Regions from separate parts of the Homo sapiens genome. Here region 2 is linked to region 1. Evidence: read pairs that join two places in POLR2A ChIA-PET (ENCODE). Cell type or tissue: A673. All regions are shown on one strand. Each heading gives the region's core, and the rest is flanking DNA. Links, peaks and the distances in the headings are about the cores only.

Region 1 (5,872 bases), core at 56-4,055:
GCAAAAGAGCGAGACCCAGTCTCAAAAAAAAGAAAAAAAAAAAAAAAAAAAAAAAATATATATATATATATATATATATACACATATACACAAATACACACACATATTATATGTACAAATAAATATATTTGTCTCTACAAAATATATTAATATATAATATATGTTATACATAAATTAATACATAAAGAATATATCATATATATATATCTTATATTTATATTTCAACCACCTCCCAGGTTGAAAGGATTCTTGTGCCTCAGCCACCTGAACAGCTGAGATTACAGGCCCATGCCACCACACCTGGCTAATTTTTTGAATTTTTAGTAGAGACGGGGTTTCACCATGTTGGCCAGGCTGGTCTTGAACTCCTGTCCTCAAGTGATCAGCCTGCCTCAGCCTCCAAAAGTGAGCCACCATGCCGGGCCCAAAAGTATATTTTTAAAAGTTAGCCAGGCCGGGCGCGGTGGCTCAAGCCTGTAATCTCAGCACTTTGGGAGGCTGAGGCGGGCGGATCACGAGGTCAGGAGATCAAGACCATCCTGGCTAAAACGGTGAAACCCCATCTCTACTAAAAATACAAAAAATTAGCCAGGAGTTGGGGCGGGTGCCTGTAGTCCCAGCAACTCGGGAGGCTGAGGCAGGAGAATGGCGTGAACCTGGGAGGCAGAGCTTGCAGTGAGCCGAGATCGCGCCACTGCACTCCAGCCTAGGTGACAGAGCAAGACTCCGTCTCAAAAAAAAAAAAAAAGTTAGCCAGACATTGTGGTGCACACCTGTAGTCCTAGCTACTCCGAGGCTGAGGTGGGAGGATCACTTGAGCCCTGGAGGTTGAGGTTACAGTGAACCATGATTGTGCCACTGCTCTCCAGCCTGGGTGACAGAGGGAGACTCTGTCTCAAAAAAAAAAAAAAAAAAAAAAAAAAAATAGGCGGGGCACAGTTACTCACTCCTGTAATCCCAGCACTTTGGGAGGCCAAGGTCGGCAGATCACCTGAGGTTAGGAGTTTGAAACCAGCCTGGCCAACATGGCGAAACCCTGTCTCTACTAAAAATATAAAAATTAGCCGGGCGTGATGGCGGGCGCCTGTAATCCCAGCTACTTGGGAGGCTGAGGAAGAAGGATCACTTGAACCCAGGAGGCGGAGGTTATAGTGAGCCAAGAGTGTGCCACTGCACTCCAGCCTGGGCGACAGGAGCAAGACTCCATCTTAAAAAAAAAAAAAAAAAAAAAAAAAATTATTGGCCAGGTGCACTCCAGCCTGGGCAACAGAGGAAAATCTTGTCTCAAAAAAAAAAAAAAAAAAAAAAAAAAAATCTTTTAAAAAGTCAAATTGGGCTGGCACAATGGCTCACACCTGTAATCTAAGCACTTTGGGAGGCCAAGGCGGGTGGATCACTTGAGGTCAGGAGTTCAAGACCAGCCTAGCCAACTTGGCAAAAGCCCATCTCTACTAAAAATACAAAAATTAGCCAGGCATGGTGGTGTGCACCTGTAATCCCAGCTACTTGGGAGGCTGAGGCAGGAGAATCACTTGAACCCGGGAGGCAGAGGTTGCAGTGAGCCGAGATCACACCACTGCACTCCAGCCTGGGCAACAGGGCAAGACTCCATCTCAAAAAAAAGAAGTCAAATTGACTTTTGGTTTATGTGTCTGGTGTTATGAATTTTAAGGCACAGAGGTCCTTGCACAGGCTGCAGCTACTACGTATGCAAAACAGATCAACGCTCCAAGCACCTCCCTCAAGCTGACCCTGTGTCACCTTCGCTTCGCACTCCACAACCCCTGGCACCCACTGGTCTGTTCTGTCACTACAGCTCTATGGCAACCAGAGGGGCAGAGCCAGAGGGGCTGACCTGGCCCGGCCTCTGCCCCAGGAGCACAGGGCCAGAGGGGCTGACCTGGCCCGGCCTCTGCCCCAGGAGCGCAGGGCCCCAGCACTCACCCATAACCCCTAAACTCACCCACATAATGGTCAATCTCCAACTGTTGGAAGATGAGGGGCTCTGTCTGGGGGTCCAGCGCTGGTGGTGTGGGCCGAAGCCAGCGAGGATCTATGGCTGATGGTGGGACCTGCCCTGGTGGGGGAAGGGAAGGAAGTGGAGTACATGGAGTCATGGTCTTCCCCGGCCAGGATGGCATGTGGTTCTGAAAGGAGCCAGGCAGAGGTGGTGGTCTGGGTCAGGCAGGAAACTTGGAAGAGAATGAGGGTCAAGGGTCAGGGCCAGAATCACTGTAGGCCACACAGGCTGCACGGGGTGGAAGGGCAGTCCTTTGTAGGATTCAAAATTGGCCAGAGTGGGGTCACAGGTCAGCTTTGCAGCTGACTCTTGGACCAAAGGCAAGACCAGGGGCAATGGGTTGGGCAGCAGGAACCTCCAACTCCAAGCCTTACCGTCTGCAACCCCCTCCAGGACTGACTGCAGCTCCTCCTCCTCCTGCTCCTGCAGCCTGTGTTCTGCCTCCATCTCCTCCATCAGTGCCAGGTCCTCCTCGAATTGGGATGGCCGAGGTGCATCATCATCATCCCAGAGGCCCCCACGGGCCCGCTTTGGGGGCACCCCGGGCCCTGGGCCTGGCCGCCGCTTGCCATCCATCCTGCTGGGCAAGTTGGAGCTTGGTGGAGGTTCTGACCGGAGACACCTCTTACCCTGTCTCCATGGCATCCCATGCACCCACCATGACCACGAGCCTTTTCCTACTCTGGACTGGCTGTACTAACATAGCTCTCTGCACCCTGCAGGCAGTGGGGTGGGAGCACATTCCAGACGCTCAATTGTTAGCTACTGCAGCAGCAGCCCCGTCGACTCCCCGACCCTCTCTCCCATCACACTAGGTCCTTAGCACATCTCTTGCTTTTTTTTTTTTTTTTTTTTTTGAGATGGAATTGTGCTCTTGTCACCCAGGCTGGAGTGCAATGGCATGATCTCGGCTCACTGCAAGCTCTACCTCCCAGGTTCAAGCGATTCTCCCCTCAGCCTCCCGAGTAGCTGGGATTACAGGCGCCCACCACCACACCCAGCTAATTTTTGTGTTTTGAGTAGAGACGGGGTTTTGCCATGTTGGCCAGGCTGGTCTCGAACTCCTGACCTCAGGTGATCCACTCGCCTCAGCCTCCCAAAGTGCTGAGATTACAGGCCTGAGTCTCCGCGCCCGGCCTTGGCACATCTCTTTATTTTCCATAAACCTCTGTCTCCGATACCTCGCCTACCAACCACCCATCTGCCCAGGCCATCTGCCATTGAAATGACAAAAACTGCAATTACTTTTGCACCAACCTAAATACTTTGAAATAATCTCAAATGCCTAGAACTCCTGTATGCCCTTCCCCAGGCTCCCCGGTGGTCAGCGTGTCGTGTGTGTGCTCTCTCACCGCCTCTCTCTGCCCTCCCACATGTGCGGTATGCACATCATATTGTTACTTCTTTTCCTGAGTAATTTGAGAGTTCCTTGCAGATCCCATACCCCTCCACATGTTAGCACGTAGTGCCTAACAATAAGGAATTCCTTTCACCGAGCACAGTACGATACAATCTAGGACATTTAACACTGACTCAAGGTTGATATAAAATAAAGGGCACCTTTCCCAATTTCTCCAACTGTCTCCAAAATGCCGTTTATAGTAACCTGCTTTCTCCCCGAGTCCAGGACCCACAGTAGCAAACAAAACACAACACAAAACACATACAGACTGCTACTTATATATATTTGTGTTTTCTTTTTCTTTCTTTTAAAGACATAATCAGGGCCGGGTGTGATGGCTCACGCCTGTAATCCCAGCACTTTGGGAGGCCAAGGTGGGCGGATCACGAGGTCAGGAGTTCGAGACCAGCCTGACCAACATGGTGAAACCCCATCTCCACTAAAAATACAAAAATTAGCCAGGTGAGGTAGCAGGCGCCTGTAATCCCAGCTACTCAGGAGGCTGAGACAGGAGAATTGCTTGAACCTGGGAGGCGGAGGTTGCAGTGAGCCGAGATCGTGCCATTGTACTCCATCCTGGGCCACAGAGCAAGACTCCGTCTCAGAAAAAAAAAAAAAAAAAGACAGAATCTCACTCTTGTTGCCCAGGCTGGAGTACAGTGGCACAATCTCGATTCACTGCAACTTCCGCTTCCCGGGACCCAGTTCAAGCAATTCTTCTGCCTCAGCCTCCCAAGTAGCTGGGATTACAAGCACGCGCCACCATGCCCAGCTAATTTTTGTATTTTTAGTAGAGACGGGGTTTCACCATGTTGGCCAGGCTGGTCTTGAACTCCTGACCTCAAGTGATCCACCTGCCTTGGCCTCCCAAAGTGCTGAGATTTCAGGCGTGAGCCACCAAGCCTGGCCTGTGTTTTCTTTTTTTTTTTTTTTTTGAGATGGAGTCTCGCTCTGTCACCCAGGCTGGAGTGCAGTGGTGCGATCTTGGCTGCAACCTCCGCCTCCCAGATTCAAGAGATTCTCCTGCCTCAGCCTCCTGAGTAGCTGGGATCACAGGTGCCCACCACCATGCCTGGCTAATTTTTGTATTTTAGTAGAGACAGGGTTTCGCCATGTTGGCCATCCTGGTCTTGAACTCCTGACCTCAGGTGATCCACCTGCCTCGGCCTCCCAAAGTGCTGGGATTACAGGCGTAAGCCACCAAGCCTGGCCTGTGTTTTCTTAATTACAACCTATAAAAGATTATTTTGGAGGCTGGGAGCAGTGGCTCACACCTGTAATCCCAGCACTTTAGGAGGCAGGTGAATCATGAGGTCAGGAGATCGAGACCATCCTGGCTAACATGGTGAAACCCCGTCTCTACTAAAAAAATACAAAAAAATTAGCCGGGCATGGTGGTGGGCGCCTGTAGTCCCAGCTACTCATGAGGCTGAGGCAGGAGAATGGTGTGAACCCAGGAGGCAGAGCATGCAGTGAGCTGAGATTGCACCACTGCACTCCAGCCTGGGCAACAGAGCGAGACTCCATCTCAAAAAATATATATATATATTATTATTTTGGGGGTGTATTTTGACAAGATATACAATATCCTTGACAAGATATACAATGTACAAGATATACAATATAAAAGTTGACTAGAGTTAGGCACGGTGGCCCACGCTGTAATCCCAGCACTTTGGGAAGCTGAGGCGGGTGGATCACTTGAGGTCAGGAGTTCGAGACCAGCCTGGTCAACATGGTGAAACCCTATCTTTAATAAAAATACAAAAAAATTAGCTGGGTGTGGCGGTACACACCTGTAATTATGGCTACTCGGGAGGCCGAGGCAGGAGAATCACTTGAACCCGAGAGGTGGAGGTTGCAGTGAGCCGAGATCGCGCCACTGCACTTTAGCCTGGGCAACACAGCAATATTCTGTCTCAAAAAAAAAAACAAAAAAAAACCACCACCAACAACAACAATTAAAACCCAAACAAACAAACAAAAAAACAACCACAACAAAAAAGTTCACTGGGCATAGTGGCTTATGCCTGTAATCTCAGCACTTTGGGAGGCCAAGGTGGGAGGATCGCTTGAGCCCAGGAGTTTAAGACTGGACTGGACAAGATGGCAATACCCTGTCTCAAAAAAAAAAAAAAAAAAAAAAAAAGTATATATCCTCTGGTTGATTAGACAAGGTTATATGCAGGTTAAACTTAAGTGGGTGACTTTATTGTGGTTCAATAAGAATATTCTAAGGAGATACACACTCAAGTATTTAGGAGTAAACGGCCATAATGTCTGCAAGGTATTGGGAATTCTTTGTAAAAAGTGAGTGTACGTATACAGAGAGAAGGGAGATAAGAAACATCCATGCAAATCATAAATAGGACAGAATGTTGAAACAGGTGATCTGGGCAAAGGGCGTGCAGGTGTTCTTTACACTATTTTTTTTTTTTTTTGGAGACGGA
Region 2 (5,872 bases), core at 847-4,846, 280 kb before region 1:
GTGAAACTTGCCCAGTTCTTATGAGGGTTCCATGAGGTTAACTGTAACACAGCAAACTCCCAACAGAAGGTAAACCCCTCAGGATAGAAAACAGGCCAGGCTGGGCCGGGCGCAGTGGCACACACCTATAATCCCAGCACTTTGGGAGGCCAAGGCAGGCAGATCACAAGGGCAACAGATCAAGACCATCCTGGCAAACATAGTGAAACCCCGTCTCTACTAAAAATACAAAAATTAGCTGGGCGTGGTGGTGTGCACCTGTGGTCCCAGCTACTTGGGAGGCTGAGGCAAGAGAATCACTTGAACCCAGGAGATGGAGGTTACAGTGAGCCGAGATCATGCCACTGCACTCCAGCCTGGCAGTAGAGCGAGACTCCGTCTAAAAAAAAAATAGAAAAAAGGAAAAGAAAATAGGCCAGGTACAGTGGTTCACACCTGTAATCCCAACACTTTGGGAGGCCAAGGCAGGAGGATCACTTGAGGCCAGGAGTTCGAGACCAGCCTGGGCAACATAGTGAGACCCTGTCTCTACAAAATATTTAAAAATTAGCCAGTCATGGTGTGTGCCGAGGTGGGAGGATCACTCGAGCAAGGGAGGTCAAAGCTGCAGTGAGCCATGCTTGCGCCACTGAGCTCCAGCCTGGGCAACAGAATGAGACCTGTCTCAATAAATACATAAATTAATTCACTGAAATAAAATAAACTAGAAAGTCCACCATGGCTCACCAGTGATCTCTGTGTATGCCTCCAGAGACCCCGCAACACCAGAGACCCCACAATAGCGTATCAGACTGAGTGTAAATCTCTGATAAACTAATTAGAGCAAGTCCTGTTTTCATTAATTCAACAAATGCGCAGAGCTCCTGTAAAGTGCCAGGCAGCCACAGTTCTAGGTCTACCCTGCACGAACCCAGTTACAGGACAGTCAAGAGCCTAACCCTCAGGGAACTCACCCTCTGAGCTCCAAAGACCTCCACCCCCAGAGGAGCCCAGACACCAGCCAGTAATAAAACCAGCTGCCCACCTGCCCCTGCCTCCTAGAAATGAAACTCACAAGCACTCACCTGAGTTCTGGGAGACCTCCTTTCCCTCTGTGTCCAGAGGACCCATAGTCATTTGCCCTGTACATCCCCCTCGCCTTTTCTTCTCTCACCTCTTGGATCTGTCCCTGGGCCTTCTCCAGGTCCCCCTCTCATGTCGGAGGCTCTCTCTGCCGCCTTCTCTGCTCCTTCCCACCTGCCATCTTTATCTTTCCCGCTCTCTGAGTCAATACAGATGCCCCTTCATGAGGTTTCTGCATCTTGGTGGCCTCTCTCGACGTCTGGTCTTGTTCTCGGTGTCTCGATTTCCCATTCATTTAGGCTCCTCTCCCCTCTTCACCCTGCATCTTCCCTCTGGTCTAGATGCAGTGGGGTGGGGGGTGCAGTACCCCCCGAGGCTTCTTGGATCAGGTCTGCACAAAAGTGAACAAGAGCAAAGCATTGTATAAGACGCCACTATCAGCCAGGCGTGGTGGCTCACGCCTGTAATCCCAGCACTTTGGGAGGCCAAGGCGGGTGGATCACCTGAGGTCAGGAGTTTGAGACCAGCCTGGCCAACAAGGTGAAACCCCGTCGCTACTAAAACTACAAAAATTTGCTGGGTGTGGTGGCGCACGCCTGTTATTCCAGCTACTCGGGAGCATGGGACAGGAGAATCGCTTGAACCTGGGAGGCAGAGGTTGCAGTGAGCCAAGATCGCGCCACTGCACTCCAGCCTGGGTGACAGGGTGCGATTCTGTCTCGGGGAAAAAAAAAAAAAGATGCCACTATCTAAGGACTTGGAAACTGGGAGATTTCAACCCTCTCCAAAGATGCACTTTTGCATATAACCTAGAGGAGGTAGGGACAGCAGGGGCGCGGAGCCCAGCAGATCCACCCTAGGTCAGGGCACCTCTTGGGCTGTCTCCTCCTAGGGCTCTGCTGTCCATCCGCCCCTCGGTATGGCTTTGGCTTTCTCTGGTACTGTCTTTGTCACCCGCCACTGATGCCCGAGGGCTCCCTCGTGCCCCCTCATCTCTCAGTCTGAGACGTCATTGCTCCCTCTCAGTTGCACTCCCCACTTCTGGGGTTCCCTCCTGGGGCTGCGCAGGCCCTCTCTGAGTCAGAGCTGCCCTCCCTCCTTCCTCTCTGGGCTCTTCCTGCTTCCCATGCTTCCCATCGCCCTCTCATTTCCCCTCTCATCTCTCAGTCCTTGTCTCTCCCCCTTCTAGGCCCCATCTCTGTCTGTCGCTCTTCGCCTCTCTCACTCTCCCTATCTTTCTCTTCCCATCCCTCCCTGTTTCCCCACCTCCCTCTCTCCCCCATCTGTCTTTGTCTCTTTGTCTCTGTCTCTCCATCTCTGTCTCTGTGTCTCCTTGTCTCCCTAGCTCTCTCCTTGTCTCTCTATCTCTGTCTCCTCATCTCTGCCATTGTCTCTCTGTCTCTCCATCTCTATCTCCCCATCTCTGCCTTTGTCTCTCTGTCTCTCTATCTCTGTCTCCCTATCTCTGCCTTTGTCTCTGTCTCTGTCTCTCCATCTCTGTCTCTCTCCCCATCTTTGCCTTTGTCTGTCTGTCTCTGTCTCTCTATCTCTGTCTCTCTTTTTCTGTCTCTCTACGTCTGTCTCTGTGTCTCCTTGTCTCCCTCTCTCTGTCTCTGTCTATCTCTGTCCCCCCATCTCTGTCTCTTCAGTTGTCTCCCCGTCCATTCTCTCCCCTATCCCCTCTCAGGGCTGCCTCCTTAGCAGGAGTTCCCCAGCCACTGGTCAGCGGCAGGACATGCGCTGCCACTGAGGCGCCAGACCACGAGGTGACGGAGAACTGGGCCTTTGGGCGGCGGACTGAAGGGGAGTCTGCCCGGCAGCCAGTGACGTCATGCAAGGCTGCGCACTCTGATTGGCTGTCCCTTCTGCGCGGGAGCGAATGCTCCCGTTGGTTGGTGGAGTTCAGGTGCTCCCTGGGGAGTCAGTGCGATGCCCCATCAGATTGTTATGGTTCCTCCGTCAGTCTGACATCTCTCCTGTCACCCTGACCCTTCTTATGTCAAGCTAACCCATTTTTGTCCCTTCTTCTTCCACATGGTGCTGAAGTGTCTTTTGTCAGCTTGCAAATCTGACGAGGCGTCTGTCACTCTGCACCCTCCTCTGTCGGGGACACCCCTCCCCCTCACTCTAACCAGTTCCCTGCCACTCTAAGCCCTCTCCCGTCACCCTGACCCCTTGCCTGTAACCCTGACCCCTCCCCGTCACACTGACACCCCCCCATCACCCTCACCCCTTACCTGTAATGCTTGTAACCCTGACCCCTCCCCATCACCCTGACCCCTCCCCACACCCTGACCCCTCCCCATCACCCTGACCCCTCCCCATCATCTTGACCCCTCCCCATCACCCTGACCCCTCCCCATCACCCTGACCCCTCCCCATCACCCTGACCCCTCCCCACACCCTGACCCCTCCCCACACCCTGACCCCTCCCCATCACCCTGACCCCTCCCCATCATCTTGACCCCTCCCCACACCCTGACCCCTCCCCACACCCTGACCCCTCCCCATCACCCTGACCCCTCCCCACACCCTGACCCCTCCCCATCATCCTGACCCCTCCCCACACCCTGACCCCTCCCCATCATCTTGACCCCTCCCCATCACCCTGACCCCTCCCCATCACCCTGACCTTTCCCCATCACCCTGACCCCTCCGTTTTCCCTTTGACTCCTCCACTGTCTCTCTTTTACCTCTTCTCTCACCCTGACCCCCACCCTGTCACCCTCACCCTTCCCCATCACTCTGACTCCTACTCTGTCACCTGACCCCTTCTCTGTCACATTGACCTCTCCACTGTCCCCCTGACCCTTCCCTGTCATCCTGACCTCTCCCCCATCACCCTGGTCCCTTCCCTGTCACTCTGACCCTTCCACTGTCACATCAACCCCTCCACTGTCACTCGGATCCCTGCCTCATCACCTTCACCCTCACCTGTCACCTGACCCTCGCCTCTCCCTCTGGCCCCCACCACCTGCCCCCGTGCCCCATGCAGGTGTTTCCCTTGCCTTCCTCCCCTCCTCCCAGCTGTCCTCTCCTGCCTGGACTCTGTTCTTGCTGTCCTCTCCAGCCCTGCCCCTCAGCAGTCCCCGTGTGCTTCCTGACTGGTCACACCCCCTTCTCCTGGCTCTTCGTACCCCTCCCATTTTATCTCAGGGTTTTTGAGCCACTCTGACCTCTTTTCTCCGATGCATCTTGAATCTCCTCCTTACTCGCTGGCTGGTCTAGGATAAGGACCTTTTCTCTCTGATCCACGGCCTCTTTCATTATCATCCAAATGGGTATAATCCACCCTAACTCACAGGTGTGAGGATCCAGTGAGGACACATACGAAAAATAGCAGGTAAAATGGCTCACACAAGAGTGTCTCCTTCCACTTGCCACTTCTCTACTGCCTTTATCTTTTGCAAGGTTCTGCTCTCTGATACCACACAGCTGCAGGACGGGACAGAAAGCCAAGCAGAGTATTGGTCTGTGGCTGAAGGAGGTGGGGGAGGGGGTCAGAAAAACATTCAGCAAAGTGGAGAAGGATTGAGCAGGCTGAGAAGCGCTTAGAGAAGAGCAGCATGGCAGGAAATCCGTCAAAGCAGGGATGCCTTCAGGCGACACCTCCTGAAGCCTGCTTGGAGCTGGCCCTGTGCTGTTTGATGGGGATGTTCAGAGGAACAGGCTGGGGTTTTGCCCTGGAGTTGCTCGCCACATCTTGTCAGGGTGTCTTGTATTGCTTCCAATGAGTTCTTCCTTCTACAAATATTTATTGAGCACCTACTATATCCTGGACCTGCTGCTGGGCTCTCAAGGTATAAGAGTGAATCAGTCAAACAAAGTAACTTCCTTTAGAGAATTTACATTTGAAAGAGGAGACTAGCAGAATTGGGTTCTGCTGCACCTGAGGGAGAAAAAGCAAATAATGGTGGCTTGACCAAGAAAAATGCTTTTATCTCTCTCTTGTTAAAGAAGTATGGGGGCCAGGCATGAGTGGCTCACACCTGTAATCCCAGCACTTTGGGAGGCCAAGGTGGGTGGGTCACCTGAGGTCAGGAGTTCAAGACAAGCCTGGGCAACATGGTGAACCCCTGTCTCTACTAAAAATACAAAAATTAGCTGGGTGTGGTGGTGGGAACCTATAGTCTCAGCTACTCAGGAGGCTGAGGCAAGAGAATCACTTGAACCCAGGAGGTGGAGGTTGCAGTGAGCCAAGATAGTGCCATTGCACTTCAGCCTGGGTGACACAGTGAGACTCCCATCTCAAAAAAAAAAAAAAAAAGTATGAGATAGGAAGTCTCAGGCAGGTTAGCAGCCTCCATGGTCTTAAAGACCCAGAATCCTTCTCAATTTCTGCTCCACCATCTTAGCCATGTTTCCAACTGCAGACTGGCCTCATAGTCCAAAATTGCTGCTGGAGCTCTAGCTATTGCACCAGCATTCCAGGTAGCAGGAACAAGGAAGGGCAGAAAGGCAGAAGGGCAAAAGAGGGCACCTTGCTGCCTCTTGAGTTACCTCCAAGACATCCCAGATGTAACACACAACACTCCCACTTGGGCATCCCGGTTGGCCTTCCTTAGTCATATGGCCACACCTAGCTGCAAAGGAAGCTGGGAAGTGTAGTCTCTCAAAAGGTGCCAAATAAGATTGGCATTTTCTTACCAAGGAAATAGAGTAGAAAGAGTATTGGGGTGGGCTGCATGCCTAGGGAGACAGACAGTAAACAAGCAAGCAAATAATGATGATGACTCCAAACTGTCATCAGTTAAAGGAGTTATGACAGAGTAACAGGAGGAAGCCTCTCCAGAGAGGAGACCTTGGAGCC

Evidence for each region. Peaks named below come from ENCODE experiments on the same cell type or tissue, not always from the same donor. Only the 100,000 strongest peaks of a DNase experiment are listed, where the experiment ranks them.
Region 2: POLR2A ChIA-PET joins it to region 1 with 5 read pairs; 2 of 35 experiments call an interaction of 5 or more read pairs at or near these places.

What each region holds. Positions count from the first base shown.
Region 1 is chr19:50,395,576-50,401,447 of GRCh38, reverse strand. POLD1 (DNA polymerase delta 1, catalytic subunit) reads right to left here. Exons shown (of 27, transcript NM_002691.4): 2 at 2,395-2,597; 3 at 1,964-2,077. The coding sequence starts at 2,596. Among named protein-coding and RNA genes, the nearest start is that of POLD1, 14 kb to the right of the region's middle. In A673, for the core only: no CTCF peak of the experiment used is centred there; no DNase peak of the experiment used is centred there.
Region 2 is chr19:50,676,585-50,682,456 of GRCh38, reverse strand. All of the region lies in intron 21 of SHANK1 (SH3 and multiple ankyrin repeat domains 1), which reads left to right. Among named protein-coding and RNA genes, the nearest start is that of C19orf81, 30 kb to the right of the region's middle. In A673, for the core only: no CTCF peak of the experiment used is centred there; a DNase peak (open chromatin) is centred at 2,936.